Linked DNA regions of Homo sapiens: region 2 is linked to region 1. The links are chromatin loops, found by intact Hi-C in ENCODE. Cell type or tissue: psoas muscle. All regions are shown on one strand. Each heading gives the region's core, and the rest is flanking DNA. Links, peaks and the distances in the headings are about the cores only. Region 1 overlaps STEAP3 (STEAP3 metalloreductase). Region 2 has its middle 35 kb from the start of STEAP3-AS1.

Region 1 (14,968 bases), core at 4,761-12,760:
CGTAGTGGCCAGGTCTTCCTGAGCTGAGCAGGTTGAGCACTATGAAACTGCTTTCTAGCATCTAGACCAGGGAGTTGCCTCTTGATTTAAAATGAGGATGTTTACCAGTTTAAGTAGTTATTAAAACCTAAGGCCAAGTTGGTGCCTTTCCTCCCTCTAGGAGTTGGAAGGGTGTGTGCTTTTTTCTGCTCCTACCCCACCCCTGCCAAACCATCCCAATTTGAGAGGCTGTGGAGATTACAGAACTTGGAGAGGAGAGGGGCAGGGATCGGGGTTGGAGACTAGATGGTTTTCAAACATTGGGCTACAGAAGTCCCTCTTCCTCCCATCTGTCTCCTGCAGCTGGGTCCACCCACCTGTCCAACACAGCCTCCCACAGGTCCCGGGCCTCTTTGTGCTCCAACCGTCACATCCTTGGCATGCCACACACCCTCACCATCCTGCCTGAAATGCCAGTCCTCATCACTGACATTCAGCCTCCCATGTGCCAGCATCCGGGCCAAACACTTTATCTACAGGAGCTCATTTGTACCTGGAGACTCTTAGGAGGTCGATAATGTTATTCTCCCAACCATGTGACTTTCCAACTCCATATGGACCCCAACCTCTTTTTTTCCACCCCTAACCTGAGACTCCTAGCCACTAACTAACTGCCACATTCTCCTGTCCAAATTCTGCCTCATCGGTTATTCATTCAACAAACACTTACCGAGCACTAACTTTGAGCCAGGCACTCTAAGACCAGCTGAGTCCCACTTCTGGCAGGATGAGTGTTGTTGTCATCAACCACCCCACAAACACCCGTGCCCTCTGCGTACTTGCGAATCTGAGTGAGGAGACACGGTGGCAGTAAGGCTCAGGACCTATAGCTCATGTGAGTGAGCAAGGATGCAAAACCAAAGACACCCGCTCCCCTCACCCACTGAGCTGGAGGGATCAACCACTGTGCCTGCCATCAGGGCTGATGGGCGACTGCTTGTGGATCACAAACTCTTGCGTTGTCACTTCAACCCAGGGGCAGAGTGTGTTCCTCTTCAGGTGTGGCCTGGTCTCGTGAGCCCTGCACTGAATGGGCCAGGCGTTCATTGCTTCAGCACCGTAAGAACACTGTCACCGGAGAATTGTTCGATACTCAACTCTTCCCAGTCAGTCTGTCTTCTGCATGCCCACAGTTACCGGGCAGCGTGGGCAACAAGTGAGCACTGATTGTTCCGCAATCAGGCTGTGACTTACTCCATCTCTGCCTTCTGCTTAATGAGAGCCAGGTGGGAGTTCAGCAAAGATCACATGTTTAAGCCTTGTTATTAAACACGTTAAAAAAATACTGCCCCAAGATTATAAAGCCGACTTCGGTACATATAAAGAGATTTGGGGTCGGTGAATGGGCCCACTAAGCTTTATTTTGTGGTGTCAGCTGTCTTGGTTCATGTGTAGACAGCAGGGCTCCCAAAGCCAGCATGCTGGGGTCTGTGAGGGAACAAGCTTCCCATTTCTTGTATTTATTTATTTATTTATTTATTTATTTATTTTTTGGAGACAGAATCTCGCTCTGTCACCTAGGTTGGAGTGCAGTGGTGCCATCTTGGCTCACTGCAACCTCTGCCTCCCGATTTCAAGCAATTCTCCTGCTTCAGCCTCCTGAGCAGCTGGGATTACAGGTGTGCTCCACCACACCCAGCTAATTTTTGTATTATTAGTAGAGATGGGGTTTTGCCATGTTGGCCAGGCTGGTTTTGAACTCCTGACCTCAGGTGATCCACCTGCCTCGGCCTCCCAAAGTGCTGGGATTACAGGTGTGAGTCACCACAGCCGGCTGCTTCCCATTTCTATAAGCATCCGACTGGTGGGGTGGCCAGTAGGCTGTGGGGAGTGGTGCGTGATTTTCCTGGTGGGCTTGAGAGAGTAACAGTATACCCCCAGTCAGGGCAAGTGTCTCTCTGAAGGTGAACTCTGGGTGCACAGCTAGAGGATACAGTGGCTGTGAGCTGGGCCCTCCAGGTGAGGTCTGGCCTGCCCATTGCCACAGTGGGCTTGCTGGCATCCAGGGGGGCTTTCTGGGTGACTGCCCAGGCCTGCACATGAGTCAGTAGCACGCTGAATGCAGTGGAGTTTGAGGGGACCCACCACTGTCCATCAAATCGCCCCAACCTGGGTGAAAGGCCAGAGCAGCTGCGGGAAGTGACACCAGGCCCTCTGGAGATGACCCTCTGGCCCTTGGAGATGTCTCTGGACTGGCCAGAAAGAAGGTGGTGCCTGGAACTGGAAGGGAAGGAAGCAAGACAGTGCTGGGCCCAGCAGCCAGAAATCAGGGTGATGGGTGGGTGGAGGGGCAGGCATCTGGGAAAGCCCTGCCCTCCTGGTGTTCCCAGATCTGAAGGCTGGAGGCTGGAAACCTTGTGTCACCTGTGCTGGTGTGAGTTCCATTGGGGCTGCCGCTTACCCTCCCATGACCTTTAACATCTGGCATGGCTTGTGGGGGGTGCTGAGAGGAGGAGAAGTCTCAAGGCTGAGGGAGCTCAGGGTAGAGCCAAGGTCTCAGTGAGAACCCCAGGGGGCAGCTGTCACAGCTGACCTGGAGCCCTCCAGGAACGCGTACTCTCCAGCTCCTGTACTCTCAAAAGCAACAGAAAGGTTTGCTTTCCTCAGGTGCGGTTTCCTCACAGTGCAGCTTCTCCAAAGAGATCTGGAGACCCCCCAGCAGCTTTGACAGGAAAATAGAGTCCTATCCACCCCACACCAACACACTGAAGTAGAGACTCTGGGCCTGGGGCTGCCCAGAAACCCACCCACTTAAACTGCCCGGGCGATTCTGGTGTTCACAAATATTTGAAAGCACTGCCTGACACCTGCTGGCTCAACAGGTGTCCACCTAGGCTGGAGTACAGTGGTGCCATCTCGGCTCACTGCAACCTCTGCCTCCCAATTTCAAGCAATTCTCGTGCCTCAGCCTCCCGAGCAGCTGGGATTACAGGTGTGCTCCACCACACCCAGCTAATTTTTGTATTATTAGTTCACCTAAGCAGAGAGCGATGTGAGGGGCTGTGAGGATGTGCAGGGGTGGAGGGCACTTAGGTCCCTCCCTCAGCTGACCATAGAGCACCCAGAGTGGCAGAGGGGCCACGTGCAGTGAGTGGCCACAGCAGAGCAAGGAAAGGTGCACACAAGAACAGTCCTAAGGAAGACATGTGTTTAGGGGTTTCATATTCACTGTTTAATCATCAGGACAGAGAGGGAAAGCAACCTACCCAACGTCACACAGCTAGCACATGGCTGGACCGGAATTCACACACATCTCTGTCCAGCTAGGTCCCCCAACTAACACAGCTGCCTGTCTGAATTCAAAGCCGGGAGAGATTGTCAGGGGTGGGCGTTGGGGGAGATGGCAGGTGCCTTAAGTGCCCAAGGCCTTGGGCTGGATCTTTAAGGAAGGGGGATTGGGATGGGCCAGGAGGTTGTCAAGATTGGAGATGGAAAGAATGCCATTGGCTGTGGTGGGGGGTGGAGTGGGCAGGGACTGGAAGGAGGGGTAGTGGAAGTCAGTCCCTGCCTACAGGCCTGTGTTAGACTCCGCGGAGATTCAGGAATCTAGCCCTGCCCACAGGGGCTTTCACTCCAGTAGAAGAGAGGAGACCCAGGGGGCCACAGCAGTCAGAGAACAATGAGGCCTTGGCTTGGTGTTTGGTGATGATAGGGGAAACCTGCCCAGAACCTGTTTATCAGATGCTCAGGGATCTGAAAAACAGGTTCTGCATGTGGGCTTGAGATAAAGATGCCCGGGATACTTAGATGTGCCCTATTCCAAGATCGCTAGGTTCCAAACAAGTTGAAAACAATAGAATACACTTATCCCTAAGAATGGGCTTGCACATAATTCACTTCAACAATGCAAAAGCTTCCAAACCTCCAGCCTCCTTTGGGCTGCCGGTGTGGCCTCCAAGGTCCACTGAAAAGCCATCCCCAGCCAGCAGAAACATGCCTGTGTCTTCTTCAGCCCCCGTCCATGCTTTGCCCTGGAGACAAGTGCTGTCATCTGTTTGTGGGTCTGTCTGTCTGTCTGTCTGTCCGTCTTTCTCCCCACTGTGAGCACTGACAAGCAAGTAAAGATGACAATGAAGCCTTTGTGGGCACCAAATGCTGACAGCATTATCACTAAGCCAGTGGCAGCCATGGTGACTGCAATAAATTTCCCCCACAGAAATTGATAAATTGCCACTTTCTGCAGCCATTATGTTTGCCTTTGTATCCCGAAGAGTAAACGCCTCTCTCCCTTTCTCTCTCTCGCTCACGTGTGTGTGCGCGCGTTAGATGACATTTATTCATTTTATGCATCCTGGGTTCTACTGGTCGTCCCACCTCAGTTCCTGTAGCAAAGAGACTTGAGTCTGAGCCACTAATTATCACCCGTGAGGTTTCCTCCCCGAGCAGGAAGCAGCAGGCCAGAGCTGCGCTCTCTCAGTGCACTCTCCAACCAAGCATCAGTCACCACTCCCGGTCCAGCCCCTGTGGCCAAGAGCTGGCGTGCAGGCTGCGGGAGGCAGCTGGCTGTGCAAGACCCTGGCAGGGCCCTCGCCTCCTGAGAAACCGAGAGTCAGAACCAAAGCCAGGCTGTCCTGGTTGGAGACTGAGCCAGAAAGGGTGGCTCACCTCACGGTGAGGCTGTCGAGTGACCTGAGAGCCTCAGACCCTCACGTCAGCCGGATGTCGCACCAGCCTGCTGTTGGTAAGTCTGGCTAGGACGCAGATCCAAGGGGGCATGGGTCGTGTGCAAACCCCTCCCACCAGCTCCCTCACCACCTGACCCCTGCCCTGCTGGAGGGTGCCCCTTGAATCTCCAGGAGGTCCGAGGAACTCGACACCTCCCAGAGATCTGTACTGCCTTGGAACAGGCTGCAAAAAGTGCAGTATGAAATGGGAAATATGTATCAGCTGCACGTTTTCATGGCCCCCTTTGGAGGAAAGGGAGTCCAGGTTATTAAGTCAGGAGGCTTTTAAATTTCAGGGGTTCAAGGATTTATCACACACAGTTGCGTGTGTGTGTGTGTGTGTGTGTGTGTGTGTGTGTGTGTGTGTTTAAGGATGTTAATGTTTATGATGCATTTCTGTGGAATGCAGGCCCATTGGGAATTGTAAATTTTTCTTATTGGTAACCATTTCTGCATTGGTTTAGCACGGAACTGCTGCTGCAAGTAAATGAACCAGATTTTTCTGGAATGATTCGAAAATCTAGCTGTTTGTAAAAAGCTCTCTAAATTATTCATTCACTTTTATTTTGCACAGTTGTGTGACGGTAAACTCTTTTCCATCAGACGAAACTTGCGCGCACGTGTATTTCTGCGGGGATTGGCTCGAGTGTGCTTGAGTTTTCTGTATTCTCTTTTGTAGGAACTTCTCAGCCTTCCTTTTAAAAAGATAATAATTTTTTAATGATGTCTAAATAATGATTCCAGGCAGTATTACAAGAAATATAACAGTAAAACGTTTGTAAGAGTCCATCAGAAAGGGAAAATGCCCACAGAGAAAAATAGAAATCTACCAATTAGATGTGTGTGGCTATAAGTGAGCTTTTAAACCATGATTTGAGACTGGCATCCTCTGGCCTCTCTGCCCTCAGGTCAGCTGTGGGAGGCTAGGGGTGGGATAGCAAAAGGGACCTGGGATCAGGTGGGGCTTCCTGGACCCCAGGCCCAGTAAGAATGAAGCCTAGGGGTTCTAGGATAGGGGGCAGCCCTGGATTTGCAGAAACAGCCTGAGAATGAGGGGCTGGAAAGTATGAGTTGGAGCAGCTCAGTGAGGAGACAGAAAACTGAAGCAGAAGAAAGCAGAAGACACCAGAGTCTGGTGCTGACTGGGTGACTGGCTGTTACTCACATCCTGAGCAATGAGCCACAGACCCTCCCCACCCCAGAGGCAGCTTGAATGCAGGGACTGGATGGGCCCAGGGCACAGTGGATCCGGGGCAGGCAAGAGCCAACTCGGGGCCCAGAGGAGGACCTTTAACCTGACTGGGCCTCAGTTTTCTCTTCTGCAAAGTAGAAGGAATTATAGCCTTCTGCAGGTCAAACCCTGTGCCCACATCCACAGGCACGATCCCCGACTTCGCCTCGCTGGCACTTCTCTGCATTTGACTCCTGGTTATTGCAGCTGTGCCCATGCCAGGCATTTGTTAGGTGCTGGGATGTGCCTGCCCCGCTCCTCTCTGTTGGGGAAGACGGAATTCATGCTGTAGGGGAGGCCCGGAGTTTCTACATGGGGCAGTCACAGGGTGGGGGACTTCCCTGAAAACTTCTTATTTGCATAAAATGTGCGCTGCTTTTGACTTATATTGTAAATTTCAGATCCATAAAATGGGAAAGACTTTGCAGAAGCTGTTATTCACTTTACCTGACTGGGAGATGTAGATTGTTCATATCCAAGGGTGTTAGTTTTAATACTAACATTAGCATGTGGGGAAGGGTGATCGAGATGGTGGGGAGTAGGGCCCCCCACCACCTACCCCTGGGACCTCTAAGGGAAAGTACACACCACCGTATGCTAGTTGCATCCTGTTACCTGTGCTGCAGAGCCAAGGGGCCAGAGGCAGGGAAATTAATTCTGCCTTGTAAAGGCACTGGGCCTTCCTGTTGAATTTTGCTACTTGCGGGGAAGGCACTTCCCAGGCAAAAAGATTAAGCCTATAACCTAAGCAGAAAGCAAGCAAGAGCTTTGGGTGGGAAGTGGCCAGAGACATAGATCAGGCAGACCCAGGTTTGGAAGGGCCAAGGAGACAGCACATCTGCCAATGGCAGCAGCTGGGCCTCACCTGCCCTGACACCCCCACCTAATGGGGACTGGGCAGAACCCTCCAAATGGTTGCCATGCCCTGGCCCAGGAGCCTCCAAAAACCCTGAAGCCATTGACTCAGCATCCCTGAAGCCTCCTTCCATGAGTACCCCCATACCAGGCTGCACCTCAATGCACCTTAGATCTGGTGTTTGATTTTCACTTTGACCAGATCTGCAGCAGTCTCTTTGTTAATATTTATTTCCAGTGTTTACATTCATCTTTGCATAAGTCCTCAGTGTTACTAAGTTTATCAAATAGCGAAATGCTTGGCCAGGTCTAACAATGTCACCAAGCTGCAGAAGGGATTAGAAACTCATAGTATTATTATTTCATCACCACTGAGTACAAGAGAGCCCCAGCTAGGTTCTGGGGAGAACAGCTATGACTCACAAATACTCCCCTCCCAACTCACAAATACTCCCCTTAGAATCTAGTCCTTAAATCATTCAAACCACAAAAATGTATTGAGCACTTACTGTGTGCTAGGCCCCGGTAGGTGTTAGAGGCACAGAAATGAGTTTTTTATTGGCCCCCATCCAATGAGGTGACAGACAAGAGAACCAGTGTGTGCAGCCAATGTTAATGTGACAAAAAGTGCAGAGTTAGTCCCAGAGCGTGAAGTCCTCCCTGTCCTAGGCCCAGGTGGAGGCCAGGAGCTGCTCCCCGGGCTGCCTGGACCAGACTTTTGAGCTCTTGGGACCCTGGCGAACATCAAAGCTGTTGCAAAAGTCAGAGCTCTTGCAAAAGTTGGAGCTGGCCCATGGCAGGTGGTTGAGAAGTGGCTACATGACTCTTCCCATGCAGAGCGGTTAGAGGGTGGAGGCCGATTTCCAGTATCCCTGGGAATCCAAAGAAAGAGGCCACTGAGGGGCAGGGGAGGGCCCCTCCGAGGCTTCCAGAAAAAGGCAGTGCAGCAGCTGGGCAAACCAGGATAAGGCATGCATCCCTAAGCCCAAAAATCAGGTGATGTGAGGCAGGCCGAGCTCCATGGCAGACATGCTGAGCTGCCTCTGTGTGTCTTGGCTAACTCTGCCCTTTCCTAACCCCACGGCTCACCCTGCCCAGGAGCAGGGATGAGGCCCATCCCTGATTCAGCAAATCCTGTGCCATAACAAGGGGAGGGGTGGGGGCAGCCACAGCCCACAAGACCCACCAGTCCCAGGGTTTGTGCAGCTCCAGGTCTCCCTGGAAAGCAAGAAACCACCCAGCTCCAGACGCTGAGGCTGCAGATTCAGCTGCCACTGCCTGATGGCCTCCAACCTGGCTGGATTAACTGGCCCATAGGGAGCTGGCTGCCCCCACAAGCCAGCTCCCTGGCCTCCCTGGGCAAACTAAAGCCCTCCTCCCTGGCTCCATAGCGCCCGGTCATCCCCTCATTCCAGCACTTTGCTTCTTCCTGCATTGTGTAGCTGGCCTTTCTCCTAAGAGCCTTAAAAGGGCAGGTCATCTTTGGCCACCTGCATGGCCCCGGCGCCTTGCTTCATGCTGGGTACACAGCAGGTACTCTGGGAATAACAAATAAGAGAATTTGTCAGAGGAGGTTTGGCAGGATGGACTATTGCATAGAACTGCACAGACTGTGCACTGCACGCCTCCAGAGGGCACTCTCCACAGGGATTACTATGTAAATGGCACCTCCTAAAGTTGTGCAGCATAGGGACCCTAGGGCTTGAGCATGCCCCACCCGCCTCCGCTGCTTCAAGCCCCTGGCCTTGGTGCTGACTGTTGGGCTTTCCTCTTCCCCTTCCCAACCAGCACTGACCATCATCCTTCCCATACGCTGGCGATGGGTAGTAATGAACTGTCCCAGTGAGCAGTTCTCCCAGACTGGGCTGTCAAAGCATGCTAGTGAGAGATTCCTGGATGGCAGGCAGGCCATCTGGATTCTTGCTCAGCCAGGAAACTCTGTCCTCTGGGAATATCCTCCCAGTCAGGGTGTTAGGGGGCTCCTGGATCCCCAAGATCTTCATGGTCCCCTAGAACTGCTCCTCTCCCCAGCCTGCAGTGGGCCTAATGACCCACATGTAGCCAGGGAGTGGTCCCCATGGGGTTTGTTTTATTGACTCAGCTAACAATGCCACAATGACTCTGATTGCCTTCTTCTCACCTGAGAGACCCAGCTCTGGGCAGCCAAGGGGTACGTAGGGACAGAGCATATGCATGTGACCCTCAAGATCTAGAGGAGCTCAGAGACAGCATGGATACTCGAAGCCCCCGTGAGCAGGGAGGACTTTCTGGACCAAGTGGGCTGGGAGCTGGGCCAACTGTAAAGACCCAGGGAAAAAAAAAGTCAAAACTGAGTTGCTCTTGCATGCAAGTGAGTGGTTAGTTCATTGACTCCGTCCACAGCCCTTTCCTGAGCAGCTACTGCAGTGGTTTTCAAAGTGTGGTCCCCACACCAGCAGCACCAGCAATTCTGGATGTGGAGCCCAGCAATATGTTTTCATCAGTCCTCCAGGTGACCCTGATGCAGCTCAAGTTTGACCTGATGTGTCCTAAGTGCTGGGGTTTGCAAAAGTGAGTTTTACTTAGTTCTCACCTTGAGGAGCTTGGAGTGGGGGAGAAGATAGACAGGAAAGAAAACAGTACTGTCCAGTGAGACGTATTGCTCTGGAGGGCCATGGAGGCAGAGGAGCAGTTGGTATAGGCTTGATCCTTGCAAGGGTAAGTGGCCTGGAGACCCCAGTGGCATGACTGTCCTCGGCAGGGAACCAGATGTTGGGACCAGCATCCCCTAGAGGGCTCAAGGAGCCCAGTGCCGACCCCAGTGCCCCAGTGCCCAGCCACCAGGGCTGTGGCCCTGAGCAGCAGGTCCTCCTACTCTTCCCTCCACCCCAGATCTTCTGCTCTGCTCTTCCCCCTTCTTCTTCCCACTCCCAAGTCCCAAATAGTAGCAGGTCTTTTCCTCCGATTGTCTTGGGGAGAAATGGGCATGTACCTCCAGGCCATTATCTTAGAGCACATTTTTAGAAGATTTTAAAGTAAATTTTTCCATTAGGCAGAGAACACCGTGTATTGATTTGGGTGCATCTATTTCTGCTTTACCCAGACAAAAAGATTTACAAAATATCCTAGAGAGGAATAGAATTAAAAATGAGTAAATTTAACAGGCTCAGAGCGTAGCACTTTATTTGTCTCATATAATCCTTGCCACACCTCATTAAGGTGAGGAACATCAGCCCATAGTGCAGATGAGGAAATGGGGCTCAGGAAGGTGAAGTGACTTGGCCGGGCCGCCAGCTAGCAAGTGGTCTGGTGGGATATGAAATTCCATCCCTCTGCTGGGCCCTTGCTGGCTGACCTTGCAGTTTACTAAGGTGACTGATCCTGAATAAATCCAGAGTGTTCTAACGTTTTGCTGAGCCCGTGTCCTGTTGGCTGCATTGTGGGGAGTGGCCTGGCCTGGCTAGGGAAGCTCTCAGTGACCAATTGTGGCTTCAGCTGTGTTATTTAGAGAATCCCAGGGGCTGAAATGATCCTCTGCCTGGTTAGGGAAGGGATGACTTTAGGAGGAAGAGGGACCTAATGCCCCACTTAGCAGATCTGCAGCTGTGTGCATGTTTCCACCTGCACATCCTTCTATAAACCCTCAGCCATGTGGGTGAGCAGCAGACGGTGCCTCCCCCACTCCCCCTGGAACACATCTGCCCTGTTCACTGACCTGGGAGCTGGTGGGGTGGACCTCAGACCCCAGCACTTGGCACACACACATCATCCCCTGGGCCCTGGAATGGCTTGCATGGATGGCAGAGAAATAGCTGTGTGAGCAAAGGCCAAGAGAACAGTTTAGCCCAAGGCACCATTTTTACAACAACAACAGGTAATGGTACTGATTATATAAGCCTCACTTGTCCAGAGGTCACGGGGCTTAGGAACCTCAATTATGTGGAAAACAAATAGGACATAACTTCAGAAGGTTGCAGAGCCACTGTGCTAGTGTGGTCTTTGTGTTGCTATAAAGGAATACCTGAAGCTGGGGAATTTGTAAAGAGAAAAGGTGTTTTTCAAAAGGAAGACAAACATTTGAATGCTCTGGATTTATTCAGGATCAGTCACCTTAGTAACCTGCAAGGTCAGCCAGCAAGGGCCCAGCAGAGGAGTGGATTCATATCCCACCTGACCACTTGCTAGCTGGTGGCCTGGGCAAGTCACTTCACCTTCCTGAGCCCCATTTCTTCATGTGCACCATGTGTGCAGAGATCACCTGGGGAGAGAGGAAGTAAGAGAGAGAGAGAGGGTAGGGAGGTGGCAGGCTCTTTTTAACAAGCTGCTCTCGAGGAAACTAATACAGTGAGAACTAACAGGGAACTTACTTGCTCCTCTGCCCTCCCCCCAGCCAGGGAGGGAATCCACCCCCATGACCCAAACACCTCTTATTAGGTGCACCTCCAGTATTGGAGATCAGAATTCAACATGAGGTTTTTGGGGGACAAACCTCCAAACCACAGCAGCCACCAACATTGGTGTTACAAAATCCATCCAATGACATAGGCTCATGGAGCGCGCTTAAGCTGTCATCCAAAACATGTTTACTCTTGGTTTACACACACTAGTAGCAGTCTGCCATACCTCAATTTCCTTTTTTATTTTAGGTAACAACTTTTTAAATAACCTTACTGAGCTATGCCTCACATCACCACGCAATTCACCCATTCAAATGGTGAGTTGCATGGTGTACCCGTGAGGATCACTCCCCATTTTCTCCAAATCCCCCATTCTGGCCACCACTAATCTACTTTCTGTCTCTATTGATTTGTTTATTCTAGACATTTATATAAGTGTAATTATGTAATGTCTGGCCTTTTGTAATTGGCTTCTTTCCCTTAATGCTTTCAAGGTTCACCCCTGTTGGATGCATACTTAGTTCTCTTTATGGCTGAATATTAATCCACCGGATGGATAGGCCACATTTTGTTTAACCATTCCTCAGTTGATGGACGTTTGAATTGTTTCCACTTTTTGGGTATTATGAATAATGGGTGAAAATGTTTTTGTGTGGATATACATTCTTCCTTCTCTTGGATATATAGCTAGGAGTGGAGTTGCTGGGTCATATAGAAACTGTTTAACGTTTTGAAGAATTCCCAGGCTGTTCTCCACGGTGCCTGCACCATTTTACAATCCCAGCAGCAGTGTAGGAGGGTTCTGATTTCTCCACATCCTCCCTGTCTTTTAAAAAAATATATCATTGTAGCCATCCTAGTGGGTGTGAAGTGGTATCTCATTGTGGTTTTCATTTGCATTTCCCTGAGGGCTAATGATGCTGAACATCTTTTCATGTGCATTTGTATATCTTTTTTGGAGAAGTGTCTTTTCCAGTCTTTTGCCCACTTTATGTAGGTTGTTTGTCTTTTTAATACCGAGGTGTAAGAGTTCTTCAGATATTTAGAAACAGGTCCCCTTATCAGTTATATGATTTCCTGAACTTTTCTCCATTCTGAGTTGGCTTTGCACTTTCTCGATGCTGTGCTCTTTCGATTTCGTCAGCAGCGAATTAGCAGGACCTGGGGGGCTTTAAGAGGTGAGCAGGCAGACAGACAGCGCCCACAAAGTCCTGAGGATGAGAGAAGAGGCAGAGCTTACACAAAGGCTCTGTGAAAACTGAAGATGGACCCCAGGCAGGTTGGGGTGATCCCTGGGGTGCTGGATGAGGATCTGATTTTGTACTGCATTTTGGAAGGATTTCTGCCCCCAGAGGCTACATAGGCTCCAGTGGTGTGTGCAGTCAGGCAGAGAGATGCACAGAACCTCTACAGTGTGCCAGGCATGGTGTGGGGTTCTGGGTGCATGTGGAACAACACACAGCAATCTTGCCCTCCCAAAGCTCAGGGAAGTGGGGGCGGGGGGTGGACAACGAGCACATGAGAAAAAGACCACAGGGGAAGAACTCCCAGAAACATCCCAGCCACAGCGCAATGCCCCAGGTGTATATGGCCCTTGGCTACTTCATGCCCTTGAGGGAAAATCGGTATTTTCATTTTACACTTGATGAAACAGGTTAGAGAAAGGACTGGCGTGTCCAGTACCTCCCAGTGAGAAGATACTCAGAGTAGACCCCAGATCCAGGTCCTTCCTCTTTCCCTCTCTACACGTTTTCAGTCTAGAAAAGAGTTCTGTGCGAGAATTTTTTTGTTTTTGTTTGTTTGTTTGAGACGGAGTCTCACTCTGTCGCCCAGGCTGGAGTGCAGTGGCGCGATCTCGGCTCACTGCAACCTCCGCCTCCCAGGTTCAAGCGATTCTCCTGCTTCAGCCTCCGGAGTAGCTGGGATTACAGGCACGTGCCAACACACCCAGGTAATTTTTGTATTTTTAGTAGAGATGGGGTATCACCATGTTGGCCAGGCTGTGTGCAAGAATTTATGTTTTCACTTGTGGCTTGCTGAGCCCTGGTGCTGGCTGTGGGCACATACTCGTTCACCCAGGGACATGCACTGTTGATGGGTCCTTGCACTCTGGGCTATCTTGGGCCCCGTTTGCTCAATGCAGGCCCCTCTTTCTGAAGCGCTTTTCTTGGGCTCACTCTCAATTCGTCAAAGTTCGGCTCAGGCCCACCTCCTGCAGGAATCCTCCCAGTCCCCGCTGTCCGAAGTCAGTACCCTTGTCAGGAGACCTTAAACACTTTAGTCCACTGCCTGGCCCTCCCATGGGGCAAAGGTCTCCAGGGTGTGTGTGCACTTCCTTGGGGCTTCTTAAGGCTCATTCCCTGGGATTAGGGAGGACATACAGAGCCTCCTTGCACCTACATTTGTTTACATATTACTTATACCACATACAACGTTATAGGGCACTGCTGCATAAGTGTACATTTTGAATGTATTTTACTTATAAAGAAATAGAGCAGTAATAGGAACATGTGCCCCTAAATGTAATTTTACTGACCAGACAAAAAAAATTTTTTTTAATTGAAAATAAGTAGCTGGACGTGATAGCATGCGCCTGTAGTCCCAGCTACTCAGACTCAGAAGTCTGAGACAAGAGAATTGCTTGAACCTGGGAGGCAGAGGTTGCAGTGAGTCGAGATCGCGCCACTGCACTCCAGGCTGGCGACACAGCGAGACTCCGTCTCAATAAATAAATAACTAATAAATAAACAAAAATTTAAAAAAATTGAAGATAACTGTGGGCTGCTTGAGGACAAGAACTGGGTTATTTTCTCTCTCTTTGCTCAGTCAGTCCCCACATGGGAGGCGTGCGAGGCACCCCGTTCTTGGCCTGCAGGCCGCCCCCACTCCATCTGGCTGCAGGGTGCCACAGCCAGCCTCTGATTGCCAGTGGCCCCAGCACCTCAATCCATACCGACCTCACAGCAAACCCTCCGTGGCCACAGCCTGCCCTGGCCACTCATGTCTGAAAGGTGATCGGTGTCCATGAAGAAGAGGCCATGGGGCTGTGGATGTCATGTGGCCAACTGTTAGTGGCCTGCGCAAGAGCAGACAGGAGCTGGCAGGCAGGCCCATGGGCCAGGCGTGGCTCCCAGCCATAAACACAGGCTGTAGCCCTGCCGGGAAGAAGGAGGGGACAGACAAGCCTGGGCAGAGACCCAGAGGGGACCAGGACACCCGATCCTCCATGGCAGTTCTGTCCACAGCTTGGGAGGAGAGGCAGGCAGGTCTGCAGGCAGGAGACAGGCCTCGGCCCACAGAGCTGCAATCTGATCCCATCTGCTCCCTCTCCAGTTCTATAAATAGAACCCCCAGGGAGCCAGGGCCCAGACAGGGTTAGTCACACCCTCACCTCAGGCCGCAGGGACAGGCCTCTGGGACTTCCAAGACATGTACCACCTGTCCTGCCCCCAACCCCTGCCAGCCTTCAGCAGGAGGGTTCATGCTGAGCATCAGGAGGGGGCAGAAGAATTGAACGTGGCCACTGTCCATGAAGAAGTTAGAGAAGAGTACACACAACACACATGCACACAAGAATAGGACACGTGCACACACACACACACATGCATACAAGATTAGGAAACACAAGTGCACACACAACCAGTCAGAAATGAGCTCTGAGCTTTTACACATATTAACTCATTTCATCCTCAAACAGTCTTTAGAGAGGTATAATTAGTGTTCCCGTTTTAAAGGTGAGGGAACTAAGGCACAGAGGAGCTATGTAACTCACCCAAAGGCACCCAGCTACTGGCATGTGAGGC
Region 2 (14,968 bases), core at 4,061-12,060, 49 kb after region 1:
TCTTCTTACTGCCCATGCTACTGGCCCAGATAGTCACTGATCACCTGCAACAAGAACTTTAAAATAATCAAGAAACAACTATTGTAAAGCCACCAGGCAGGTGGAGGACAGCACCTGACCCAGGGAGGTATTTGTATCCTTCAGTAAAAGCATGTGAGTTCCAAAGGTAAAGTCAGAAGAGGCCAGGGAAGACTGGGCCTAATAAACACTCCAAACTAACCAGCCCAAGCCCCTATCCAGAATAGAACCCCAGCTGGGAACAGACTCCAAATTGAGCACTTCAGGAAAATAGAGAAAAGCAAAAAAGAGAACCCAGACTACAGTAGGGGAGAACGGAATGGAAGTTCTCAGGAAGTGAGGTGCCCTATTTTTAAAATACTGAACAAAAACAACAGAAGAGAGTGCTCTACCATTGTGAAATGAGAAAAACCCTTAAATTATACCTCCTTTCAAAAAGTTCAGGAAATCTAATATTATGTAAACATAAGTAGCAGAAAAGGATTGAAGTCAAATCCCACACGGTTATTCAAAGAAAAAATAAAAAGTAGAATAACATCCCTGCAGACGATAAAAGCATGCCAGAGAAACACACGGGTGAAAACGACAGCCTAATATTTTGACATAAAAGCAAAGGGAAGGGAGGGGAGGGGAGGAAGGCACAGCTCATCTGTGGTATTCAGTAATGGGGAGCACAACTGCAAAGAAAAGAGGCAATGAGCACAAAAGCCAGGCTGGCGTTTACTCTTGGAGGAGGGGCGTGGCATTGCATTTGGGAAAGTGAGCCTGGCAGGCTTATGGGGTCAGAGTCAGCTTCCTTTATGTGGGGATGTTTAAAGGTGTTTATCTTGTAATTTCGTTAACCTCTCATTTTGTCTTATGCTATATATACACGTATATGTATAACGGTGTTTTTTGGTTTTGGTTTTGGCTTGTTTTTTGTTTTTGTTTTTGAGATGGAGTGTCACTCTGTCGCCCAGGCTAGAGTGCAATGGCGCGATCTCGGCTCACTGAACCTCCTAGGTTCAAGCGATTCTCCTGCCTCAGCCTTCGGAGTAGCTGGGACTACAGGCGCCCACTACCATACCTGGATGATTTTGGTATTCTTAGTAGAGATGGGGTTTCACCATGTCAGCCAGGCTGGTCTCAAACTCCTGACCTCAAGTGATCAGCCTGCCTTGGCCTCCCAAAATGCTAGGATTACAGGCATAAGCCACCGCGCCTGGCCATAATGGTTTCTTTTTTAGCAACTAAATTTGTTTAAAAGAGTGTTGATTTCAGTATTGTTCATAATTGCCCCAAACTCCATTGACAGGAGGGCATGAATAAATTGTGCTATTCAGATGATGGCCTGTTATTCAGCAATGAAAATAAATTACCTATTCTTCCAGTGAAACTTAGAGACATGATTATGGACAGGGAAAAAAACAAGTATCAAAAACCTACATGCTATATGATACCATTTTTATAAGCCTTAGAAACCAAGCAAAAATGAAACAGTGTATTATTTAGGAATACATACATATGTGATTTTTGAAACTATATTTTAAGGAAGCAAGGCTGGCAAACGCAAAATTTAGGATAGACTGTATACCACGATAACATTTTTATAATGCTCAGAAATCAGCAAAAATTAAACAATATTGTTTAGGAATAAGTAGACCCGTGATTTTTAAAACTATTCTTTAAAAAAGCAGGGGAATGATAAACCCAAAATTCAAGCTGGTTTTTATTTCTAGGGAAGCAAGGAGCATGGGATAGGGGAGCTAGACCCAAGTTTTCTTCCTAGGTCGTGTGGTAGGTTCACAGTATACTTTTGATTATCATGTTTCATGATTCACAAATGTGTTTTATATGAAGACTTTATCAGATCTGCACACTAAGAATACAAATTAAAAATTGAATTCTCTTTTTCATCAGCAATTCATCTGTTCATTCATTCAGTTATGCAACAAATAGGTATTGTGTGCCCGCCCTACGCCAGGCCCTGTGCTAGGTCCTAGGATAGGGCAGTGAGCAGACACCATGGCTGTCCTCTCAAAGTTCACAGCCTCCTGGGACTTTCTACGCCACTGGTGATGGGGCCAAGTGGGAAATGGCTTTTTACAAATCTGCAGAGAGCACTATTTACAATAGCAAAGACTTGGAACCAACCCAAAGGTCCATCAATGATACACTGGATAAAGAAAATGTGGCACATATACACCATGGGATACTATGCAGCCATGAAAAAGAATGAGTCCATGTCCTTTGCAGGGACATGGATGAAGCTGGAAGCCATTATCCTCAGTAAACTAACGCAAAAGCAGAAAACCAAACACCACATGTTCTCACTCATAAGTGGGAGCTGAACAATGAGAACACATGGACACAGGGAGGGGAACATCACACACTGGGGCCTGTCAGGAGTTGGGGGCAAGGGGAGGGAGAGCATTAGGATGAATACCTAGTGAATGCAGGGCTTAAAACCCAGATGACAGGTTGATAGATGCGGCAAACCACCATGGCACATGTATACCTATAAACCTGCACATTCTACACATGTATCCCAGAATTTAAAGTAAAAAAAAAAAAATCTGCAGAGAGTAAGAGCCAGGACAATCCATAATCAGGACCTTCCATTTCAGGATAACCAGGAAATACCTTGTTGGTATGACTTGAGGGAGGTAATTTTTAAATTAAGATAGTTAAGGCAGCCAACAGGAGACAGCAAAAACAGCAGACAGGCACTCCAGGCCGGTGGTTCCCAATACTGCCAATGTTGTTCCCCAGAGAAGTTTTCATCATCTTAAGCAATGTGATATGCACATGCATGCAAACATGCACACGCACACGGGTTATTCGGAGTTTATTTCCTCCCTATGTTTCTGTGTTAGGATCTCCTTTCATTTACGTATTGATAGTGATGATAGACAGTGGTCGGACTTTGTTTAGGGAACTGTGGTTTGGTTTTTAATGTCCATACTTAGTAAAATAAAGAGCTGCCAAATCCAAATCAATCTCTAAGATTTAAATTCTTCATTATGTAAACCCTGAAGTTTGAGAATCATGGTCCAGTCATGTTTGAACCTAGCACTTTCCTTTTTGAGTAGGAAGACTGAGGTCACTTTTCTCTTTTTTTTTTTTTTTTTTTTTTTTGAGACAAAGTCTCACTCTTGTCACCCAGGCTGGAGTGCAGTGGCACAATCTCAGCTCACTGCAACCTCCACCTCCCAGGTCCAAGTGATTCTCCTGCCTCAGCCTCCTGAGTAGCTGGGATTATAGGTGCCCACCACCATGCCTGGCTGATTTTTGTATTTTTAGTAGAGACGGGGTTTCTCCATGTTAGCCAGGCTGGTCTCAAATTCCTGACCTCAGGTGATCCGCCTGCCTGGGCCTCCCAAAGTGCTGGGATTACAGGCCTGCGCCACTGCACCTGGCCTGAGGTCACTTTTCAATACTTGGTTAAGACCTTGCTTGGCCTCAGGAGTAGCCTGGCCTTGACTCCCTGCCCAGCACCACCCCCATCCGTAGGGCCTGGAGGAGTTCCTCAGCTTATCTCTGAGCAGAGCTGAAAACCACCCTATGGCTGACACCAAGGTGAAAGGAAAGGACTGGTACCTAATAGCAAAAGCAGCAGTATATGTGTGTGCATGTGTGTATTACTACAAATACATCTGTTCCGGCAAGGTATCTCTACTACAGAATCAACCCGCGGGAATGTTTAGCTGAGGCTCCAGAGACCCTGTTGAGGAGTGTGCCGTGTCTGAGGTCAAGTAAGTGCTTAATCCACTAGCTCCTTCTTCCTTGTATCTGCCAGTGTGGCCAGCCGCTGCATCCATTTCCGTTCACCTCCACCATATCTGCCATTTCCACCCAGGCTTGGACCTCATTTCTTTATATCAACGTTTCCTTCAAATCTACTCACTTGTTTTCCCTGAAAATGTTTGTTTGTTTGTTTGTTTGTTTGTTTGTTTGGAGACGGAGTCTCGCTCTGTCTCCCAAGCTGGAGTGCAATGGTGCGATCTCAGCTCACTGCAAACTCCACCTCCCGGGTTCAAGCGATTCTCCTGCCTCAGCCTCTGGAGTAGCTGGAATTACAGGCGCCCACCACCACACCTGGCTAATTTTTGTATTTTTAGTAGAGATGGGGTTTCACCATGTTGGCCAGACTGATCTCGAACTCCAGACCTCAGGTGATCCACCTGCCTTGGCCTCCCAAAGTGCTAGGATTACATGCGTGAGCCACGGCGCCCGGCCTGAAAACATTAATTTTTAATGTTCCCTATGGAGAGGCAGCATAGCACAGAGGTTAAAAACACAAAATCCAGGCCAGACATGGGGACTCAGGCCTGTAATCACAGGAATCCGGGAGGCAGGAGGATCACTGGAGTCCAGGGGTTCAAGACCAGCTTGGGCAACATAGTGAGACCCCATCTCTACAAAAAATTTTTTTAAAATATTACTCAAGCTGGTAGTGCACAACTGTAGTTCCAGCTTCTCAGGAGGCTGAGTTGAGAGGATCACTTGAGTCCAGGAGGTCAAGGCTGCAGTGAGCCATGATTGCACCACAGCACTCCGGCCTGGCTGACAGCAAGACGCTATCTCTAAAAAAAAATGGTAAAAAAAAAAAAAGGAACACAAAATCTGGAGCCACACTGCCAGGGTTTCAGCACCACTTCTACTACTTCCTAACCCGATTTAACCTCCTCTTGCCTCAGTTTCCCCAGCTATAAAATGAGGGTGATTATAGTTCTTACCACATAGGTTTGTAATTAGGTTATGAGAAAAATGACAGCTTCTCTTTTAACTTAATTTTATTTTTAGCTTTTATTTTAGGTTCGGTGTTACACAGGAAAACTCATCTCATGGGGGTTTGTTGTACAGATTATTTCATCACCCGGGTATTAAGCCCAGTACCCAAAAGTTATCTTTTCTGCTCCTCTCCCTCCTCCCAACTTCCACCCTCAAGTAGGCCTCGGTGTCTGCTGTTCCCCTCTTTGTGTCCACGTGTTCTCATCATTTAGCTCCCACTTATAACTGAGGATATGTGGTATTTGGTTTTCCGTTCCAAGAGTTTCTCTTAGGCTGAGGTGGGAGGATAGCTTGAGCCAGGGTGGTCGAGGCTGCAGTGAGCTGCCATCCTGCCACTGCACTCCAGCCTGGGGTGACAGAGTGAGACCCTACCACAAAGAAAATAAAAAGAGAGAGAGAGAGAGAATGAGAATGACAGAGAGAGAAAAAACAGTTTCTCTTTTTAAGGTATTTAAAACAGATCTTCCACAGAGTAAGTGCTATATAAGCGTTTGCTAAATAAACATCCTAACATGAATAGGAAACCGTTATTACTGGCTATAAGACCTTAAAGCAGTTACAACCTCAAAATAAATAAAAACAAAATAATATGATTAAATTCTAGCTAGATTTTTTACCTGCTAAAATGCTTGGTGGAGACCCGCTCTCAAAAGAACAGAGAGAGGGAAGCAAGTGAAGTCTTAAGGACGTTGCCATCACCAAACTGAAACCTCTTCCTCACTCAACCAGAAGACCTGAAAGAAAACTGAAGTAACAGTAACTGTCTTACTGCGCTACCCACCCTCAACCATCCCCAGGCCCACTAGGAGCATGTTGTACATGTTCTGGAAAGTTCTGGAAAGGCCATTAAGATATAAAAATTGGTAGCCAGGTGTGGTGGTGGACGCCTGCAATCCCAGCTACTCGGGAGGCTGAGGCAGGAGAATCACTTGAATCCAGGAGGTGGAGGTTGCAGGGAGCCGAGATCATGCCATTGCACTCCAGCCTGGGCAACAGAGCCAGACTCCGTCTCAAAGAAAAAAAAAAAGATATAAAAAGTTGGGAAAGTGAGAGGTGTCCCGAGAAGCCCACATACATGAAAAATGAAACCAGGCAATCCTATGTGGATCTATTTATCACAAACGCCGCTGGGCTGCAAGTGAAATCTCTTATACCAATAGGTCGGCTCTGATGCAGGGAGTCTGTTTTCACTTTGAACTGCTGTTCATGGCGCTGCCAGGGTGGGACTGTCACTCACCAAGCCTCCTTCCTGTCCTTGGTCTGGGGTGATTCGGCACTTCCCAGTAGGTGACTCCAGATGACAGCCAACAGCCAGCTTGCTCCTGTTCTCTTTCGCAGGCAGAGCTGGCTCTTAATTTTCATGCATTTATTCTTTAGCCACTTGAGACGCCTGGCTGGAGGGATGGGTAAGAGATTTGGCATCTTGGTGCCTCCAAGCCTCCCGTCCAGCATGGTCCAGGTTAACAAACACCTGTAAAGCGTCCGTCTCTGCCGGCCCTGACGGACAGGGTGAGCACCCCGGTGCATCCTCCCTCCTAAGAGGATTAAGCGGGGTGTTTGGAAAACAGAGCTGCATCCCTGGAGGGAAGGTGCCACAGAGACATCAACACACAGTTCTGCATAATCGGTTCAACAGCAGAACAACAAAAAGGGGAAGAGAAGATTAAAAAATAATCCAAATGTCATAATACTGAGGAGTGTGATGAAATGGGCAATCGGGTGGAAGCATTAAACCTAGAATCACTAACCACCCCCGCTTCACTCTTCAAAACTCAAGGCTGCGGGGGGAAACAACATGCTCGTCCTTGGGAGAGCTCCTCTAAGCCCCTCCTGAAAGACGGATGTCCACTTCTGAGGCTGTCTTTGAGGATGGGCACAGGGGAAGCTGTGGCAGTCCAGCCACTCTGCGGGGATGTCATGAATAATTAGCAGGGTCCTTCACAGTGGAGGGCAGCCCTAGTCTCTCTCCCTCTTCCTTGGTGGGAAGGAAGCCCAAGTCCCTGAGAGACACTGGTGAACATCTCCCTGGAGGCTTTGGGCTGACTGTCAACAGTGGCACCAAGGTGTAGCTCGGGGCAGGGGTGCAGGCGCTTAGCACTCAGCAAGATCTGTGGGCCTCCTCCCTGCCTCCCATTCTTTGTCATGAGCTTGGCAATGGAAGCTTCCAGTCCGCCTCTCAGTGCTGCACCCCCTCTGCCCACACTCCTGGGCATCCAGCCCAGGGCCTGCCTTGGTGCCAGCTCTGCCCTTCCTGCCTCCTCCTTCCTGCTTTGCCTTCTCCCCCTCTCTCTTCCCCATATCCATTTCTATTTTACAATGGTTCTTTTGGTTTTTTTGTTTTTGTTTTTGTTTTTTTCTTGAGAGGGAGTCTGGCCCTGTTGCCCAGGCTGGAGTGCAGTGGCGCCATCTTGGCTCACTGCAGCCTCTGCCTCCTGAGTTCAAGCGATTCTCCTGCCCCAGCCTCTGGAGTAGCTGAGATTACAGGCGCCCACCACCACGCCCAGCTAATTTTTGTATTTTTAGTAGAGATGGGGTTTCACCATGTTGGCCAGCCTGGTCTTGAACTCCTGACCTCAAATGATCCAACCGCCTCAGCCTCCCAAAGTGCTTGGATTACAGGTGTGAGCCACTGCACCTGGCCCTATTTTACAATGTTTAATGACCCAAACTTGAGGATTTTTCCACTTCTCTACACCATATAATCAAATCAAAAAATCAGATATTAGGCTTTGACAATGGGACTGAATCTTGGAAACTGGAAAGTCCAGTCTCAGGACATCCCGGAAAGTTGAGCACACAAGCAAGTCCCATGCAACTGTGTGATGAAACAGCCCCACACATCCGGGAGCACAGCCAAGGCGTCCTGTGCCACCTCCCTGGTAGAATCTGGCTTTTCAACTTGCTCACCCATGAGAGGAAAGCGGTTTTAGACATCAGGCTTACCCCTCTCCTAAGCCACACCCTTTTCTCATTCCCAGCTGAGGAACTGAGCCTGAGACACTGAGGTTCCCAGCTGCCTCCATGATTCGCCAGCACCCAGCTTCAGTTTCACATCCTCCCAATCGTCATAGCCAGGACAGCATGCCTCACTGACCACGAGGGAATGTCACATCCCGCCTGGCTGAGCCATGCCGCAGACAGGCTCCTGGCTAAGCACTTGGCCGACACCCCAATATTCAATGCTGACACACCACAAAGGCATAAGTAGGCTAATTTTGCGGATGATGAAAATAGGACTCAAACCAAACTGTGTACAGTTGTAGGGCTTATTGAGGGCAGAAAACTTCTCCACAGCAGGTCTCTGGCAACCCAGAGCCCCTCCCTGCACTCCTGCGTCCCTGTCACTGCACCCATAGAGCCCCCAAGAGGCCTCAGTGGATCACCGGGCTTGCATAATTTTTATCTGGGCATACATTACCAAATTACCTCCACCCCAAAAATACCGTTCCAGGTTTCCTGTTACTATACGGAAACACTGATGTACATCATCAGCCTGTGTTCATTTTGTATACTCTCCATATAGTGGGTGGGTTGTTTTGGGATTTTGGTTTTTTTTTTTTTTGCAACCTAAAAGCTAAAATACTTTTCATGTTTAAAACTGAAATTCATATGCATGGACAGGACATTTTTAAAAGTAAATATTTCATGGGTATTTGTCAACAGAATCTTATGGTTGATAATTTTGTAAACGATTTAACCCATCATTTCATGTGAATAAATTAAGATTTGAATATCTATAGGTAGCATAAGGTGAAAAACCTCTAAAATTTGAACCCGTATTCTGGGATGGGAGACCTTAGGCAAATTAACCTGTCTGAGCTTCAGTTTTCTCATTTGTAAGAAGGGGATGTAATATCTGTGTTCCAGGATTGTGGCGGAGATCAGAGGAGGTCATCTACCAAAAAGCCCCCACCATCCTCACAAAATACCATTATTCTCATCATTTCATTCTTAGGTTGACTTAAATAGGGAATACAAATGTATTTACATATTCTTATTAAATTCTTAACAATCTGATAATTTATTCAAATCCAAATCATATGTAGATAATAAAATTATCTACTGTGCATAAAACCATTAGAAAAGAATGACTCAATAACTATCACCTGACATTTTATTTAACATGATATAGTGCGATAGTCTCGGCACAAAGTGACCTTAACTGCTTCCAAATTCCTTCCTTATTTTTCCTGTAACAAATCATATGGTGAAGGAAGACCTTCATCAGGGTCACGTAACTTGGAGGAGCTTCTTGGGGGAAGTGCACAGGCATCTCTGCGGGCTGTGGAGGAAAAGGCCCCGGAATTGGCCCCAGTGGGGCTTTTTCCCAAGAGGATCTGTCCCGTTTCCCTGTTCATGTGTTGCGTCCTCAGTAGCTGGGACCCCATTTTCTCTGTCGTATCCCACCCCCAACACCTGACCAACTCAAATCAGCACATATATTTTAAACAGGTAGTGGATATCCAACACTGTGTCAGGGCATGGAGAAAATGGAAAAGAAACCAAAATTGTGGTCCTAGTGCTGAGACACAGGTAATCTCATCAAGCAATTTGGGCAGAGGCTGAGTTACCTGGATATTATTGCTGGTATCTGAATTTCTTAATATAAGTTCCAGAAAGCCTGGTAACTTTTAGAAGAGTATATGGTATAGCAAGGAAAGTGAATCCATTCATTCATGCAGAAATAACAGACCCTTGCATTTATCAACTCCCAGTGTGTGCAGGCCATGGAGATGCAAGAGTAAGCCTGATCTTCAACCTCAGGGAGAGCCACATCGTTTGGGGAAGGTCAGTATATAAAAAAGCAAGGCCGGCCAGGCACAGTGGCTCACGCCTGTAATCCCAGCACTTTGGGAGGCCAAGGCGGGCGGATCACGAGGTCAAGAGATCGAGACCATCCTGGCCAACATGGTGAAACCCCATCTCTACTAAAAATACAAAAATTAGCTGGGCATAGTGGTGGGCACCTGTAGTCCCAGCTACTTGGGAGGCTAAGACAGGAGAATTGCTTGAACCCAGGAGGCAGAGGCTGCAGTGAGCCAAGATCATGCCGCCGCACTCCAGCCTGGTGACAGAGCAGGACTCCATCTCAAAAAAAAAAAAAAAAAAAAAAAGCAAGGCCACAGTGTGTGATCAGTGCTCCAGAGGACTGGCCAGCACACAGCAGGATGAAAAGGAGAGCAGGGACCAGTCTCCTGGCTGTGAAGTGCTGGGAAGGTGGGATGGAAAGGACCTTAAGGACAAGATGGTCCTTGGTTGTGCCTCCCAGGATGAATGCTAGTCTGGTGGAACATTCAGAGACCAGAGTGGGAAGTCTGAGAAAGTGGCAGCATGGTGTGCCCAGAGAGAACAGGGTAAGGGGACAGGGGAGAGCTGGGGGAGACAGGAGGAGGTGCCAAATTCCATAGCTGGAGGAGAAGCTGGAGATGTAGCCAGAGATCAAACCAAAGAAGCCCCACTACACCATGCCAGAGTGTGCTCGTGATTCGGAAGGAAACAAGGACCCATCCGATGGTTCTGAACAGGGAGGGATACAGCAGTCAGACTTGCATTTTTAAAAGATCACTCTGGCAGCGGCATGAAGGCTGGACTCGGTGGATGAGAGTCTGCAGGGAAGGACACCAGACGGGAGAGTGTCTCTGCGGTCAGGATGAGAAATGATGAGGCCCAAAGCAGGGCAATGGCGGTGGGAAGGGAAGGGGAGGCCGTTCTCATGAGATGTTCATTCCAGCAATTCTGAGCTGACTTCTGTTGAGGAGGTATCAGCAAGTAGTGAAAGGCAAAGAAGGGTTTCACTTGCTCCAGCTATGGACTAGGAATTTCTTCTTAGTACCCCCAGTGAGCAGAAGAACCTTCTTTCACCTGCGAAGTCCCTCCTGATGGTTGGTTCTGGCAGGCTCCATCACTTAGGAGCTGGGAAACCTCGGGCAGGTCACTTTACCTCCAAGTGCCCCTTCCCCATCTGTAAGATGCAGATAACTAGTACCTACCTCACAGGGGTTGTGAGCAGTAGTGAGTAAATATCTGCAAAGTGCTTTAGTGAGGCCTGACAGGGCAAGCACTTGATAAATGCTGGCTGTTTTATGCCTGGCTCAGTCTCGCTTCTGATGGCTTGTCCTGCAGAGCTTGCTGGACCTTGCTGGAAAAATACTTGAAATTTTGAAATATGGCTTTTGTCACATATGCAATATCCACATAATGGAAGTGCCTACCAGCCAGAAACCAGGCAACTATCACACCTCAGTCCCCACCAGCTCACCATCACAGGTTCCCATGTACATACATACACACCGCCCGAGACCCTCTCCCACAACCCCACCACAAGGGCCTCTGCCCTCAAGTATACAACTTTAGAGGGTTATTTGAAAGCAGGGCTAATAACATGTTTTTTTTTTTAATAAGACATCACATATACATTTTTAAGATGGGAAGTCTCTGTTTTTGTTGAGAACAACAAAGGGGAATATGACATGGAAGATCTGAGGAGACGTGATATTTGTTCGAAGACATTGAGGCTCTTTCTTGATTCCTTGAGTTTTTTTTCATGGCAGAAATTTTTAACTGACATGAAGTTCTGGTTATGAAGGAAATTCTAGAAGACAACACATCTTCTCTCCTTACTCCTGAAGGAAGAGGTTAGATTTGGACGCAACTGTGTGTGTTTAAAATAAAATGGCATTGTTCTTACTTAAATTCCAATTTCTTATAATATTAGAGTTGGTCTTCAGTTAGTTGGTTGTGTTGGGAGAGTGATTTGGACCATATACATTACCCTCAAATATTCAAAAATGAAGGCCCAAATTTACCTATGGTGACAGAAATCACAGCAGTAGTGGCTGATGACAGAGGGCAGTGGTGGGTGATGACAGAGGGGCAGAGAGGGGACTGTGATGGCACAAAGGAGGTTTTGGGGGTGGTGGGCATGTTCTGCATCTTGACTTAGATGTGGGTCGTGCACTTGTCAAAACCCAAAGAACTGCATATCTAAGATCTTTGCATTTCACCATCTGTAAATTATACTTCAATTTTTTTTTTTTTTTTGAGACAGAGTCTCACTCTGTCGCCCAGGCTGGAGTGCAGTGACGCCATCTCGGCTCACTGCAAGCTCCGCCTTCCGGGTTCCCGCCATTCTCCTGCCTCAGCCTCCCGAGTAGCTCGGACTACAGGCGCCTGCCACTGCGCCCAGCTAATTTTTTGTATTTTTAGTAGAGACGGGGTTTCACCGTGGTCTCTATCTCCTGACCTCGTGATCCACCCACCTCAGCCTCCCAAAGTGCTGGGATTACAGTATACTTCAATTTTAAAAAAGTAAGGGAGAGAGCAAGCAAGCAGATTTCCAAAGTTAAACATGAGAGGCTGATTATTCATTTACATCATCTCCTCTGAAAACCCCATTAAGATGGGAGTAAGGGGATAATACAAACATAAACTCATGAAGACAAAGAGACCCAGAGAGAGGACATCGAGGACAAGAGAGTTGATCCAAGTTTTGAAGGCGGGAAGTGGATGGAAGGGTGGAATTGTAAGAGCAGAGAAAGCTCCAACCCCGACACTGGCAGAAAGCACCATCCACCAGAAGCTAGACACTCACCCTCAGAACCTGGAAGCCGCAGGCCTTGCTCAGGCCAGAGACTGGAGAGGAGGCACTCACCTGCTTAGGGTCAGCTATTCCCCTCTGAGGACAAGTCACCTCCCCAGAACAAGACACGTGGCAATGGTAGAACCCACAAGCTCCATCCCCTCAGCCTTGGTGAGTCACTCCAGCCCCCAGCCTCCTCTCCCTCTCTTACACCTCAAGCCTTCTAGCAAAATTTCCCTGACTCTCGAAGGCTTTCAGGGAAAACCGAAATAATCTGTCTTCAAGCTGCTCTACTTTCAAGTGTATAAGCAACCCTGGGCCAAGACACTGAAAAAGCCAACATGTTGGAAAGAGAGGAAGAGAGAATACAGAGAGAATTGCTGGCTCTAGAAACTACTCTGTCCCTTTGACTTGGAGCCCGAGGAAGGCCAGTTACCAGGACCTTTGCAGGCAGGTCCCAACGCATTTCTAGCAAACACGGGGGCCTTAAGGCTGCAGAATGTGCGCTATGTCAGGAGGTCTCATGCAGCCAGAAGGTAGGGACATACTGTACTCTGCCTCAAATCAGCCTTCTTAAGATTCTACTCTCCTGTGGTTTAGCTTCTGTGTTCCATCTTGCACTTAACCAAGTCTCCTTGACATCTTAGTCTGGAAGCGTCTACCAGCTGTGGTGTCTGCATTAAAGCGCAGGGTGGCCGGGCGCAGTGGCTCACGCCTGTAATCCTAGCACTTTGGGAGGCTGACGTGGGCAGATCAGGAGGTCAAGTGATCGAGACCATCCTGGCCAACACGGTGAAACCTCATCTCTACTAAAAATACAAAAATTAGCTGGGCGTGGTGGCACGCGCCTATAGTCCCAGCTACTTGGGAGGCTGAGGCAGGAGAATCGATTGAACCCAGGAGGCGGAGGTTGCAGTGAGCCGAGATCGTACCACTGCACTCCAGCCTGGCGACAGAGTGAGACTCCGTCTCAAGAAAAAAAAAAAAAGTGCAGGGTGGCTTTGACAGGACTGGGGACTGGAATTAGACACCAAGGGGGTCCACAGAGCTATAAAGAGACCCTGCCACTTTAGACCTTGTCTCAGGCCCCGCTCGTAGCCCCAACTCAGCCCTCTGCCGGTAGTAGTTCTCTGCTGTCAGCCACACCCAGCTAAGCCAGGAAGAGAGACCACAGAGGCACCGCTCTGCACCAGGGCAGACTGGTTTTTATTCTGTCTGCTGCCTTAAAGTGAGATTTCTTAATTTTTAAAATAACCTAGAAACAAACATAGGGTTTTGTACACTATCCAAAGAGTTACTGGCATTGCCTAATTATGTGTGAGAACATTCAGTCTTCAGAAGGGAAGAGGGACATTCCCTCTGCAAAGTAATTCCTGCGTCCCTGCCCCTGCATGGGAGTCACCATTTGACCCCAAAGCTCTGGGCACTGCTTACAGGCTCACATATGCCCAAGCTAAAGGACAGCTTCCAAGCCCCTCCACCAAGCAGAAGAACGTCTCCCTGCAATTGGTTTGAGAAGGAATTTTTTAAGCACCTCACCTGGGCCAAATGGAGGAGGCTGCCTATCAATTGTTGTACTAGGAAGCATTTAACACAGAAGCCATAGAAACCGGCTCACGACCTTTCAACCTTCAGCTTTAAGGAATCCTCAACAAATATACAGGGACGTTTTCCAAAGCGTTGACACATTATTAGTCTTCTTTTTAGAAATGGCCCATCATTAAATAGAGTGGTATAAAAGAAAAAGAAGGAAATAAGACTATAGAGGTAAAACTGACTAAAGTTAGGTATTGGCTTTGAAATAATTAAGCATTGACTTTTAAAATAAAATTTTAGGCTGGGAGTGGTGGCTCATGCCTGTAATGCCAGCACTTTGGGAGGCGAAGGCGGGTGGATCACCTGAGGTAAGGAGTTCGAGACCAACCCGGCCAACATGGCAAAACCCTGTCTCTACTAAAAATACAAAAATTAGCCTGGCGTGGCATTGCACGCTTGTAATCCCAGCTACTCAGGAGGCTGAGACAGGAGACTCGCTTGAACCTGGGAGGCGGAGGTTGCGGTGAGCCGAGATCGTGCCACTGCACTCCAGCCTGGGCGACAGAGTGAGACTCCGCCTCAAAAAAATAATAAAAATAAAAATAAAATTTTAGGCAGTAGCAATTGCATGGTCGCTGTTGAGCACTAGTACAACATGCCACCCCATCTACAAGCTGATGGCTTTGACTTTCAGCTATCAGACGCCAAGGCTGACTTACAGGGGGACAAACCTATTGAACACAGTCCTTAACAAATGACTGACACCGGCTCGGCCTCATCAGTTCCCAGGCCCAGACAGACTCTGCTGCCACCTGGTGGCTGAAGGGTAGGCAAAGGCGGACAAGTGCAGAGCCACTCCACCTGACCTGCAGCCTGGACTTCTCCGCGTAACGAGGCTCTGCTAATATGGCAGGAAAGGTGTCATACCGAGGAGAAGCTGCTCGGCAAGATGTAAAGATGAACGGCTGGGCATTAATCGGCTGGTGCCTGGCAGGTATCTAGAATATTCTAACTACAAAACCTGCCTTTGCAAGATTTTTCTTCCCAGAGATTCTATTTCCT

Evidence for each region. Peaks named below come from ENCODE experiments on the same cell type or tissue, not always from the same donor. Only the 100,000 strongest peaks of a DNase experiment are listed, where the experiment ranks them.
Region 2: a loop joins it to region 1, with 2.8 times the contacts of the local background. A loop is called at or near these places in 16 of 110 quality-filtered maps.

The regions. Positions count from the first base shown.
Region 1 is chr2:119,226,315-119,241,282 of GRCh38, forward strand. It overlaps STEAP3 (STEAP3 metalloreductase), which reads left to right. Exons shown (of 6, transcript NM_182915.3): 2 at 4,306-4,720. The coding sequence starts at 4,699. Among named protein-coding and RNA genes, the nearest start is that of STEAP3, 10 kb to the left of the region's middle. RefSeq lists enhancers at 6,625-6,824, 13,768-14,284, 14,285-14,801 and a silencer at 8,346-8,395. In psoas muscle, for the core only: a CTCF peak has its summit at 8,428 (motif pointing right); a DNase peak (open chromatin) is centred at 7,587; H3K4me3 peaks cover 844 bases; H3K27ac peaks cover 7,712 bases.
Region 2 is chr2:119,276,343-119,291,310 of GRCh38, forward strand. It overlaps a transcript of C2orf76 not described here. Among named protein-coding and RNA genes, the nearest start is that of STEAP3-AS1, 35 kb to the left of the region's middle. In psoas muscle, for the core only: no CTCF peak of the experiment used is centred there; DNase peaks (open chromatin) are centred at 6,979 and 7,899; H3K4me3 peaks cover 353 bases; H3K27ac peaks cover 2,554 bases.